Regions from separate parts of the Homo sapiens genome. Here region 2 is linked to region 1. The links are chromatin loops, found by intact Hi-C in ENCODE. Cell type or tissue: Caco-2. All regions are shown on one strand. Links, peaks and the distances in the headings refer to the core of each region. The heading gives the core; the rest is flanking DNA. Region 1 overlaps LOC124902473 (a long non-coding RNA gene). Region 2 overlaps LDB3 (LIM domain binding 3).

Region 1 (5,367 bases), core at 138-5,137:
ATTCCCACCGCCCGTGCCCTCTGCCTAGGCTGTTCCTGCTGCACCGAACGCCTCCTCCTGCCACCGCCCTCCCTCCTTTCTTTAGAAGCCCCTGCCAGCACCTGAGCTCTCTGCTGATTGCTGTTCCTCCCAGTCTGTGGAAGCTTTGCCCATATGCTTTCCTTAAAAGGGTTCTGGGCAGGGCAGGCGCCCCCATTTCTCAGGGATCCCCTCCAGGACAACGCCTTTTCCTTGTGTCTTCAGCTCTCCTTACCAGATATCTATATATTTGTATATATTCAGTTTCACCAACAACGCATCAAGTACTTTTTTTTTTTTAAGTAAAGAACCGAAGTCATTGAACTGGAGTCCCATTGATTCCCTCCCCCTCGCCTCCCCAAATCTGGCACCTGCCCAAGGTATCCTCAGAACCATTTGGGGTGTCCTTTGGCATTGGATAATAGAAATAAAATTTTACCTCTTTCTACCATAAATTGTACCACGTTTTATGTATTGCTGACCCCCTTCATCTGATTTATTGCTGTTTATTTTAGAATATTTTCTCTTTGAAATTTTTTTTTCAGTAAAAAGTTATGACACCAAGCACAGTGCTCCGAAGGCGGAGGCGGATGAGCGCGGGAGGCCTTCCTTCGTCTCCGTAGGCGACGCCCTCCCACCCCTTCCCTTGTTCTCATGGCACTCCTAGCTACTGGCAAAGGTAGACGCGCCAGTTTCTGCTGCTCCCCCACGGAATGGAAGCCCCAGAGGGCAGGGACCTAGTCTGTCACGTCCCAGGCCTCACCCCAGCTCCTCTGAGGCCCGGGTGCTGGGTCGAGGCATATGCCGGGCTGCGCGGGTGGCGGGGGAGGGGGAGCCCTGGAGCGCGGCCCCAGTCCTGGGAGAGGTGTCCTTCGAGGAAAGGGACAGAAGAAAGTTGAGGACAGAGGTCCAAGGGGAAGAAAGAGGGAAAGGATCGGCGTGAGGAGGACGTCCGGGCGGGGTGGGGAGGGCCCCCCGCGGGGTCGGGCCCACGGGCTTTCTAGGGCGCGTCGCCGCTCAGGGCCACGGGTGTGCTGTCAGCTCCCGTCCGGCCGCCCGGACGCTGTAACCTCCTCCGAGGCTGGCCCTTCTGGCTCGAGACAAGCTCGGGCCTGGCACGGAGCAGCGGGAAGGGCGGGAGATTGCCCCTAGTGGACTCCAAGTCCAGCTCCTGTCCCTGGGCGCGTCTCGACACTTGCTGGGTCACGGAGGAAACCGGGTCTCGGACCCCAGCCAGCACGGGCGCCCCCCTCGGCTTCGCTCCCTTTACCCAGCGGTGGCCTCGGAGGCCCGGGTGGGGCGCGCCGCTCACCTGGAGAGGAGGCTAGGGGTCGGGGGGACACGCGCGCCCTTAGGCCCCACTCCTGTCTTCTGCCCTTTTTATTCTCCCCCGCACCCTGGGGCGGGCGGCGCGGGGCCAGGGTTTGCGAGTGTCACCTGCTTTGGTAAGTAGGTGGGCGAGTGACGCACCGCGGCGTCGGCGCCGCCTTCCAGGCGCTCTCTCTGCCTCCAGAGGCGCCGGCACTGCGGGGCCCCAGTCATGCCCGCTGCCTCAGTCTTCCAACCCGAAAAGTGGGTGGGCGAAGGAAAGCTCGGCCGAGCTGCGTCTCCAACTCCCTGCTCTCCCCTAGGGGAGCCCACCAGCTCCAATCGCGACCTCTTCTGTCCCCAAACCACAGACCCTAGCCCGCCTCGGGGACCCGGATATGGAAGGGGCGGTGGAGAGCCCTGGCCTTGATTCTCCCTGGGTCGGGAGGGCGTTCCGGCGGCCGTGGGGCTGCAGCCCTTCCTCCCCGCCTGGAAGGTGAGGGTGTGGGAGGAGCGGGAGGGGGCGAGGCCGACACAATCCCCGTGCGACCAGCGGCGGAGCCCAGAGCCAGGTTAGGAGCGCGCTCAGGCGAGCTCGGCGGAAGGCCGAGAAGGTTCATCGGAGGCGGCGGCGAGCCGAGACCAGGAGACAGACGGGGCGGGGTGACGAGGCGGGCCCCACCCCAGGAGCGCGGGGCCACACGGACACCGGCGGGCGGTCTTCCCCGGGATGCGCTGGGATTGCAGGCCTCCAGCGGCCCCGCCCGCCGCCTCCGCCCTCCCGCTCCTGAGCTGCCAATCCAGCGGGTTCTGCCGGTCCTCGGCCGTGCGTCTGGGGTCTGGATTCCCGGCTCCACTCGCCGTGAGCGCGCGTGTCAGCCGACTCGCCCCGGACCGCATGGTGCAGCTCCCGCAGGGCCGCAGCCGCGGGTCGTCGCTGATTGCCAGCTCCGCGCCCACTGCACCGCTGCGCGGCCGCCTAGGGCTCATTGCGCGGAAGTCGGCCTGGTCCCTCCCCTGGGCTGGATGGGCCCGCTCCTCCCGAGCGGTCGTGCTCTGAGTTGAATGCGATAGAGGCTTCTGGGCGCGTCGCGGGCTAGGTCCAGGAGCTGTGATCCTCTCCGAGGTCTCAGTGTGCCCGCAGCGCCCCCTGCAGTGCGTCTCCTGCAAGGGGCCCGGAACACATTCCTGTCCCCGCCAGGCCTGGAGGCCCGAGCGCCTGCTTTTCATCCACTCTGCCCACCCGCCTCTGCGGTCGGCTGCCTTGGGCGCTGGCCTTAGCAGTTCTGAGTTTGAATTCAATCGCCAATACACAGAAAGCCACACAAATGTGAAGATTTGTGAATTATTATCAAATGAACACCTTTGTAACCACTACCCAAGCCAAGAAACAGTACTTTCCCCCAGAATACCTTACCCGTGCTCCTTCCCGATTTCACTCGACTCCCTCCTTCCCAAAGTAGCCACTCTCCTGCCTTTCATAGTAATTACTTACCCGAGTTTTTAAAAAATTGTTGTCACCCAAGTTCGCCTCTCTAGAGGCTATAAATTAGACTTGCTCATTTTGTTAATATATTTTAAGTCTCTTTAATTTGTAGTTTCTTTCTCCATCACTTTCTTTTCCTTGCAATGTATCCTTGGAAGAATCTGAAGAGATTTCTAGTCTGGATTTCACTGATTGCATTCTCCTGGTGCAGTTCAACACATCTCCCTGTTTTCTGCATTTCCTGCAAATTGACAGCTGGATCCAAAGGCTTGATCAGACTCAGGTTCAAGATTTTTGGTGAGACTCCAGGTGGTGGAGTGCTGTTTTGTCAGGAGGCACATAATGTCTGGTTGTCTCTATTTTTTGAGATCTGAGGAGAGACGATGTCCAATGCTTACATTCATTAATTCACTGGGGGATGAAAATGGTGATATACTAATTATATAATTTATTTTTCATTTATCATCTGGGTTGATTTTATAAAGAGACTCTTCTCCTCATCTGCTATTTGGTTACCCAGTGGAACCGTTCACAGAGGAAAGGCGGGTAAATGCTTGTTTCTTTGCATTTATTTATCCGTTTTCAAGATGACGAATTGCTACCCTGTCATCCTCCCAAAATGAAGAGTTAAAAAAATATACCATCACGATGCCAAGGATTTAAATGTGCTAGATGGATTTCAATACGTTGCAGTTACTGTCAGTAGTAACATACAAATTGTCCCCTCTTTGGGCAGCTGGAGCCCTTCAGGTTAATCCTTGGGTCCTTTAGATGTGACCCTAGTAGCCTTTGAACACTTCCTTGTTATCTGGAATGACAAGACATCTTACCAGTTTGGGGTGCTAGGAATCCTCTTCACTTCTTGGTTGATCTTTGTTTCTAGGTCTTTTCAATGGAGGAGCTGTAAATTACATATATGATAAAATACACTGGGAATTTATACTGATGTAACTACGTTAAGTGGAGGACTTCTTGATTACACCTGTATTTCTTTTCTTCCACACTGGGAATCCTGGTTCTTAAGGACACCAGGAATAACTGAATTAGAATCCAATTAGTCATTTGTTTTATTTCAATTTATATACTTACAGGTTCAGAATAACAATATCAATACCATAACTAGCTATAATTTCTGAAAACACCTAAAACTTTTTCTTTCTGCATATGTTATTTTTATCCCCCCCATTTTTTTTTTTTTTTTTTTGAGACAGAGTCTTGCTCTGTTGCCCAGGCTGGAGTGCAGTGGCACAATCTTGGCTCACTGCAACCTCTGCCTCCTGGGTTCAAGCGATTCTCCTGCCTCAGTCTCCCGAGTAGCTGGGATTACAGGCACATGCCACCATGCCTGGCTAATTTTTGTATTTTTAGTAGAGACAGGGTTTCACCATGTTGGCTAGGCTGGTCTCAAACCCCTGAACTCAGGTGTTCTGCCCTCCTTGGCCTCCCAAAGTGCTGGGATTACAGGCGTGAGCCACTGTACCCAGCCTACCCCCTATTTTTGTTTGTACTCTACATTCTCAGATGGTAAAGCCATTAGATAGCATAATCTCTCTTTTTAAACCCTCATTTAGTCTTCACTCCACAAATAACTATACATTTGTTAATCATCACCAATCATTAATGTGATGTTTCTCTAGTTATTTTGGTCTCTGCGACTGGTGCTTTAGTAGATCCTCAAGAAGGGCTATGGACCGTGTTACTGTTTCACTATAATAAAGACAGGATCAGCATCACTGATTATTCCTTTGGCCTCAGGCTCCAGTATGGTTCAGTACAAGACTATTAATATCCTATCTTTATTTAAAAGGTTGATATTTTGTTCATCCTGGATTTTTTGGCATTGAATTTTGTTTAAAAAATTATTGCATTAAAATCTCATTTTCTGCATCCCTTAACTGTTTAGTATGCTCTGAAATTCTTTGCTGCAAGCCAGGACCTTTCTTTGCTCACCTGCCTCACCCTGGTTGGAGATGAGTTGAAGCTCCTATTTTTCTCATCCTGTTAAAAAAAAGAAAAAAGAACTCTGCGGGCGAGTTTAAAGAGACTGGGTCTCACTATGTGGCCAAGAGTGGTCTCAAAATCCTGGCCTCAAGCAATCCTCCCCCCTTGGCCTCCCAAATTGCTGGGATTACAGGCATGAGCCACCATGCCTGGCCCCTGCTTAATTTTGATTCAATTTCCAGCAGTTGCTGTCCATTGTGGGGTGCAGTCCGGAAGGGAGCCCTCGCAGATCAGTGAGAGAATTCACAGACCTTCAGATCTTACCGCAGATCTGGTAAGATCTGGAGTGAGACAAACTGCTGGTTCTCACCCGGCCCCTGCACTGTGGATGAACAGGGCCCTCAGGTGCCCAGGTAACCTGTTGCTTCCCTCGGCTTTCCCCCAGCGCATGCTGATGCTGTGCAGGTGTCATGGTTGTTGTCCACCCACTTGCATTTTGTGGTGACAGGATAACCTATCACTTAGTTTTGTTGCAATGTTGTCCACGGGTTTTGGTTTTAATGTCTTGTTGCTCTGACTATAATTATGTGGGGATTCAGAAAGCACAAAGTTAT
Region 2 (5,367 bases), core at 227-5,226, 290 kb before region 1:
TGATAGGTGCACAAAACTCTTGGCTGAACAAACAAATCCTACATCAGAGCCAGAAGGGACCCTAGAGCCCCTCGGGTCCAGTGCCTCCCAGCCTGAATCAGACTGCAGTGCAGGCCATGGTCAAAAGCCTTACAGCCCACTCACCCTGGCCGGGGGACCAGAGGACCAAGCCGCCCAGCCCACCTTCTCAGAGGCCTGGGAGGGCTCAGGTGAAGCCCACAACAGTAACAGACTGCTGGCCCAGCCCTCTCCTCGTACAGATGCTGAAGCTGAGGTCCAGAGAGGCCAGCCAACTAGCTCCAGGTTACAGCAGATAAGGGCCCCATTGGGTGAGAACCTAGGTTTCCTGGCTGCTAGCCCTGTGTCCTTTCCATTAGGCTCCCTGCAGTCATAGGGCTCAGGAAGGCTACTTCTGCCCAGTGGGAGGCCCTGGACCTATGCCTGGAAAGATGCCCTGTCCAGTACTCTTCTGCCTGCCTCTCCCTTTTCCCCAGAGGGCTGGCTGGCTGGGAGAGGAAACTCCCCATTGTCCATGTCTTATACCCTCCCTGCAAGGAGTGTGACAGGGAACTGACCTTGTGTCCCAGGACTGGTCCCTGTGTCTGGCTCAGGGTGGGCTACAAGAGCAGAGGTGGGGAAAGGTGATCGAGGTTGGGTGGAGCTGCCCTGGCTTCGCTGAAGGCCCTGCCCTGGCCCAGAGAGCTATAGGTACTGGCAGCCTGTGGTTGGGATCGGTTGGGAAAGACCAGCAGAGGCTTCTAGGGTCCGGCCAGGGAGGAGCCTGCAGCTGCCCAGGGAGCAAAGGAGAGGGTGGGATCTTGCTGTTGCTGGGACAGGCCATTTCTGGCATAGGGAGGAGTCCCAGGCGTTCCTAAGGTCTGGGTGAGATGGGCAACAGGAAGGCACAACCAGGTCTCCCTGGTCCTGGCTCCTGACCCACTGGGAGGGGAGGGAAGGAGGGAGTGTGAACTGTGCAGTGGGTGAGGGAAGGTGTGGATGCAAGGCCCTTGAGCCTCTCTACAGAGCTTTGCAATCCAGAGAGCAGGTGGAAGGTGTTTGCTGCTGTTTCCCTGGAATGTGCCCAGGAGGAGCTCCCCTGTGCCTTTCTTGGCTCCAAGGGTTCAAGAAAGCATTTCTGGCTTCATTTCCCACAACCCCGTGCAAAGACCAGGGACTCTTGTTGCTGCTGTGACCAAGACTGGGAGTCAGATAAGGAAACTGCTGTGCCTTTCATGACACCAAGGCTCAGGGAGAATATATGCAGGGAAGATGGAACAGGTCCTGCAGTCCTTGGCCCTTGGCCTGAGTCCACTCTCTGGACCCACTTTCAGCTTGTTCTTCTTGCCACAGAAAACACTCCACAGTCACCGCAACATCAGGTCACCGCTGCATTTGCTTCACTGTGTGCAGCCCCCAGTCTGATTCATCTTTCCCCTCCCATGGGTGGTCATGGCAGGCACTGGCTCCTGCAGATACACTTCCCATGAGGATTCTGGGGAGTGGCCTCCAAGAGGTTACCTTGTCACCTTCTAGCCCTGAATAATGGCCCAGTGTGCATTCTAATGTCTGGGTCTACACTGTTCCAGTGCAGATAGGAAAGGCGGGGGGAGCTACCCCAAAGCACGGCAAGAAGAACACAGGTATGCACCCCCAGCCTGGGCCTGCAGCATGAGTGTCACTACTCTGTGATTTCTGTGACCACAGTGACATTATTTGGACAAACCCCAAGAGACAAGTACTTGCCTGTAAAGGCTGCAAGGGATGTCGTTTGGCTGACAGGTGGGTGTGAGGAGGAGCGTGGACAGAGCACGTGGGCTGACCACTGGTCCTCAGACACATCCCACCAAACCCACACACACCATCCCACAACCAGACAGACGGATGACTGGACAGACACTGCAGGGTCTACTTACGCCAGCGGTGACGCCCTGCCAAGCAGAGGAAAACCCAGCCGTGAGTGCGCGTCCATCATGGGATAGCAGAGGGGCAGCGCACACAAGAGAGCCGGGTTAGGGTCAGAAACGAGTTATGGGAATGGGGTGGGTGAAGGAGGAAGAAAAAGAGAAAAAACACGGTCATTGAGGAAGGAACCACGGAAATTAACAGCAGAAATGGGAGCACGTTATGGCCAAGAGGGTTACTCACTGGCACCACAGCATGGTCAGCTCAGCGTGGCTGCGTTAAAAGGAAGAGGAGAAGAGGACCCTTTCCAGGCATACCAGGGGAGGAATAGGGAGGGGATGGGAGGGGACAGGAGGGAGATGGGAAACGTCCTTCGTGAAGTCTCGATTAATCAACAGTGCATCAATTCCAAAACTGATGGGTGCCCTAGTGGTGAGACCAAATGATAGCAGTCTTCCCAACGTGCAGAAAACAGAAAGTTAGTGAAGAGCATTTCTTTCATTATTCTCCATTGAACTTCCCTTTGGCCATTGCTACTACTTTTAAGAGCACACCAAGGACACACGTGACAAAGAAATGTTAACAGGAAATCCCTGTTAGCTCTTGGGCTTAGGCAGCCTTGTTTTTCTGGGTACGCATGAGCTAATGCTTGTGTTTGTAAACTTGCATGGTCATATTTTCTGCTTTGAATGATGGAATTCAATCAACCTTGCCCAGAATTAGGCGAAGAGCAGCAGCCCTGAGCCTTGGGAGTTTGACTTGAAACTCCAGGACAGGCGACCTCTGCTCCCTGGTGGCCTAGAGGAAGTACTGCATCTCCAAAAGGGCCCCAGGCTCCTCAGTTCCAGCAGAGCCCAGAGAGCCCACACTGTTCCACCCTTGGGGCTGGGGAGCCTGCCCTTTATAACCTGCATGCATATCATGGCCACAAGGGCTGGGGTCTGGAAAGGCCAAGTGCAACTGGGTTCTCTGGGACTTTTTAATCCCTCCATCCCTCTTATTACATCGGTTTTTCTGGCTTTGGAAAAAAGCATCACTGTCATTTCAAGACTTTTTGCCTTGAATTGCTAGGGGATCCTGACCCAGGGATAAGATGTTGCCGAGACTGATAATCAGCCAACACAGTGGTATTCCCAAGTAGAAAACAGTGAGGAATTATGTGTATGTGTGTAAAAAAGAAACAACAGATAGACAGACACATACACACACACACACACACACACACACACACACACGAGGGTCGGGGGAGGGAGAGACAGAGAAAAAGCAACAAGGAGGAAGACAGAAAGAGACATACAGAGAGAGGGAGACACAGAGACACGCAGAGAGAGGTCTGTCTGCATGAATGTTTGCATTGCTAGCATTTTTCATCCACAAATGATTTTCAGCCAACTCTTTCTTTACCAACCCTCAAATTCCCCAGCCATAGCTAATGGGTGAATTCCAGGAACCAAGGATGTCTTAAATGCCACTGCCTTGAGGCCGGGCTTCCTAGGGCAAAAAGAAGGGGATTGCTCCCATCTGTGGGACTGATTGCCAGCAGTAGTGTGGATGGTTGGTCGCAGACCCCTTCCCAAACCAGAAACCCAGCCAGTGTATTTGAATCAATTCTCATTGCTGGAAGAACCTGGTAACTTCCCCCTCCTTAAAGGACAGCTTCGCTGTGAGAGGCCTGGGGGCCTCCAGAATGGTCCCCTTGTTAAGAGGACTGTAGAAGTCTCTTCTTCCAGCCTCCTCATAGAGCCTGGGAAAATGCAGAGGCTGTGAAAAGCACTTTGAGGAGCCACCATTTTCTGCATTTCTCCACCCTTCTCCTAAAGCTGACCATGGAGAGGGTCTGAAGAGAGGATACCCACGTTCCAGAAGGCCCTGGTGAAGGCTGGCTCCCCTCCAAGGGCCATGCCTCCAGGAGGTCCAACGTGAGGGAAGAAAGCTGGTCCCGATGGTGCCCAATGGCCCATACCCCTCGGGCTCTGGAGGCACTGAGTGGCGGTGGAGGAGGGAGGCGCTTACCCACTGAAGTCACTGCCTTGGGCTTGGGCCTGCCCAGCGATGGCATCCATGATGGCATCCTGGGAATACATGCTGATGGGCGTGTTGTACTGCGCATGGATGATGGTGGCCTTGCCGCCCAGCCCCTTCACCTCGATGGGCTTGTGGGTGGACAGGGCCGAGTCCTTCAGGGCACTGGGGTTGAAGCGTTCCTGGTAGTCGGCGCTGGGGGAGGGGTGCGGGAGTACGGGCAGGGAGAGGGAGGAGAAAAGGGCAACAGGTGGCGGTTACATGGGTGGCCAAGGCAAGGGCTGGGCGCGGTGGGTGTCGAGAGAGATCTCCCAGAGCCGAGGCCCTGAACCCCCATAGGCTACACAAGTCTCCAGATGGTGGGTGGTCTGGGTGTATTCAAGAAAATCCTTGGCACCCTCCCCCAAAGCCCAGTGCAGCAGAAGGTTTTCTTTTTTCTTTCTTTTTTTTTTTTTTTGATACAGGGTCTCGCTTTGTCGCCCATGGTGGAGTGCAGTGGTGTGATCTCCACTCACTCCAGTCTCAACCTCTTGGGCTCAAGTGATCCTCTCACCTCAGCCTCCTGAGGTAGCTAGGACCACAGGCATATGCCACTATTTTTTTTTTTTCTGTAAAGACAGAGTCTCACGATGTTGCCCAGGTTGGTCTTGAACTCCTGACCTCAAGCTGATCCTTCTGCCTTGGCATCTCACAGTGTTGGGATTACAGGCATGAGCCACCACTCCTGGCCATAGAAGGGTTTCCTTGCCCATCTTGGCTTTCCCAGCTCCCCTGCAGTGCCTGGCTCAGCCTGAGCTCCCTCCCAGGGTCTGCAGGGGCTGCCAGGCACAGAGAGATCTCCCACTACACACAGCAGGGGAAGCGCAGGCATGGGGCTGGGGGTAGGGGTCGGGAGCAGCAGCCCAAGCTGAGTCCAGAATGCCCCAAAGGTGAAAAGCGGCTCCACTGGCACCCGCAGGGATTCTGAGCAAGGTTTCTCCGTGAAGGGGCTCTTCCTGCAGGCCACCCCCTTGGTGGCCCAGGGCTCTGATCTTCCAGACGCTTCAGGGAATGTGCTTCTTCCTCAGAGCAGGGCTCCAGCTGCCCAGGCCCCCTCAAGTCCAGTTTGCTGAGTAGCTGGCCATCCTCTACCCACAGGAGGCTCTTCCCTCCAATGGATAGGTGCGCTCCCCGGGCAGACAAGATCCAGTGCAGCCCTTCTGAGGGGTCGCCAGGACAGAAAGGTCTTCAGGCTCACACAGGCCCAGCAGCAGCACAGCCTGTGTCCCCCTCCCCCTGCGCCCGCCACCGTCACCAACCCCAGGCACATCTTAAGCAGCTGCTGCAGCAGGAAATTGGGAATGAAATTAGAACCATCGGATGGAGCCCCCACTCCCACCCCCAAATGCTTCTACTCCAGCTTCACACATGCAGGCTCACCCAGGGGTACAAGTGTACCCCACT

Evidence for each region. A loop is a pair of places that touch in the nucleus more often than their neighbours do. Peaks named below come from ENCODE experiments on the same cell type or tissue, not always from the same donor. Only the 100,000 strongest peaks of a DNase experiment are listed, where the experiment ranks them.
Region 2: it touches region 1 in a loop (2.9-fold over the local background); 11 of 110 quality-filtered maps call a loop at or near these places.

What each region holds. Positions count from the first base shown.
Region 1 is chr10:86,397,087-86,402,453 of GRCh38, reverse strand. It overlaps LOC124902473 (a long non-coding RNA gene), which reads left to right. Exons shown (of 2, transcript XR_007062221.1): 2 at 1-473. Among named protein-coding and RNA genes, the nearest start is that of GRID1, 33 kb to the right of the region's middle. RefSeq lists silencers at 954-1,013, 1,134-1,183, 1,254-1,303, 1,994-2,043, 2,054-2,283 and enhancers at 693-1,686, 2,434-2,483, 2,288-2,582, 2,574-2,623, 1,687-2,680. In Caco-2, for the core only: a CTCF peak has its summit at 2,489 (motif pointing left); DNase peaks (open chromatin) are centred at 1,143, 1,993 and 2,413; H3K4me3 peaks cover 1,876 bases.
Region 2 is chr10:86,685,821-86,691,187 of GRCh38, reverse strand. All of the region lies in intron 5 of LDB3 (LIM domain binding 3), which reads right to left. Among named protein-coding and RNA genes, the nearest start is that of LDB3, 20 kb to the right of the region's middle. RefSeq lists enhancers at 3,495-4,032, 1,619-5,367. In Caco-2, for the core only: a CTCF peak has its summit at 2,693 (motif pointing left); a DNase peak (open chromatin) is centred at 2,684.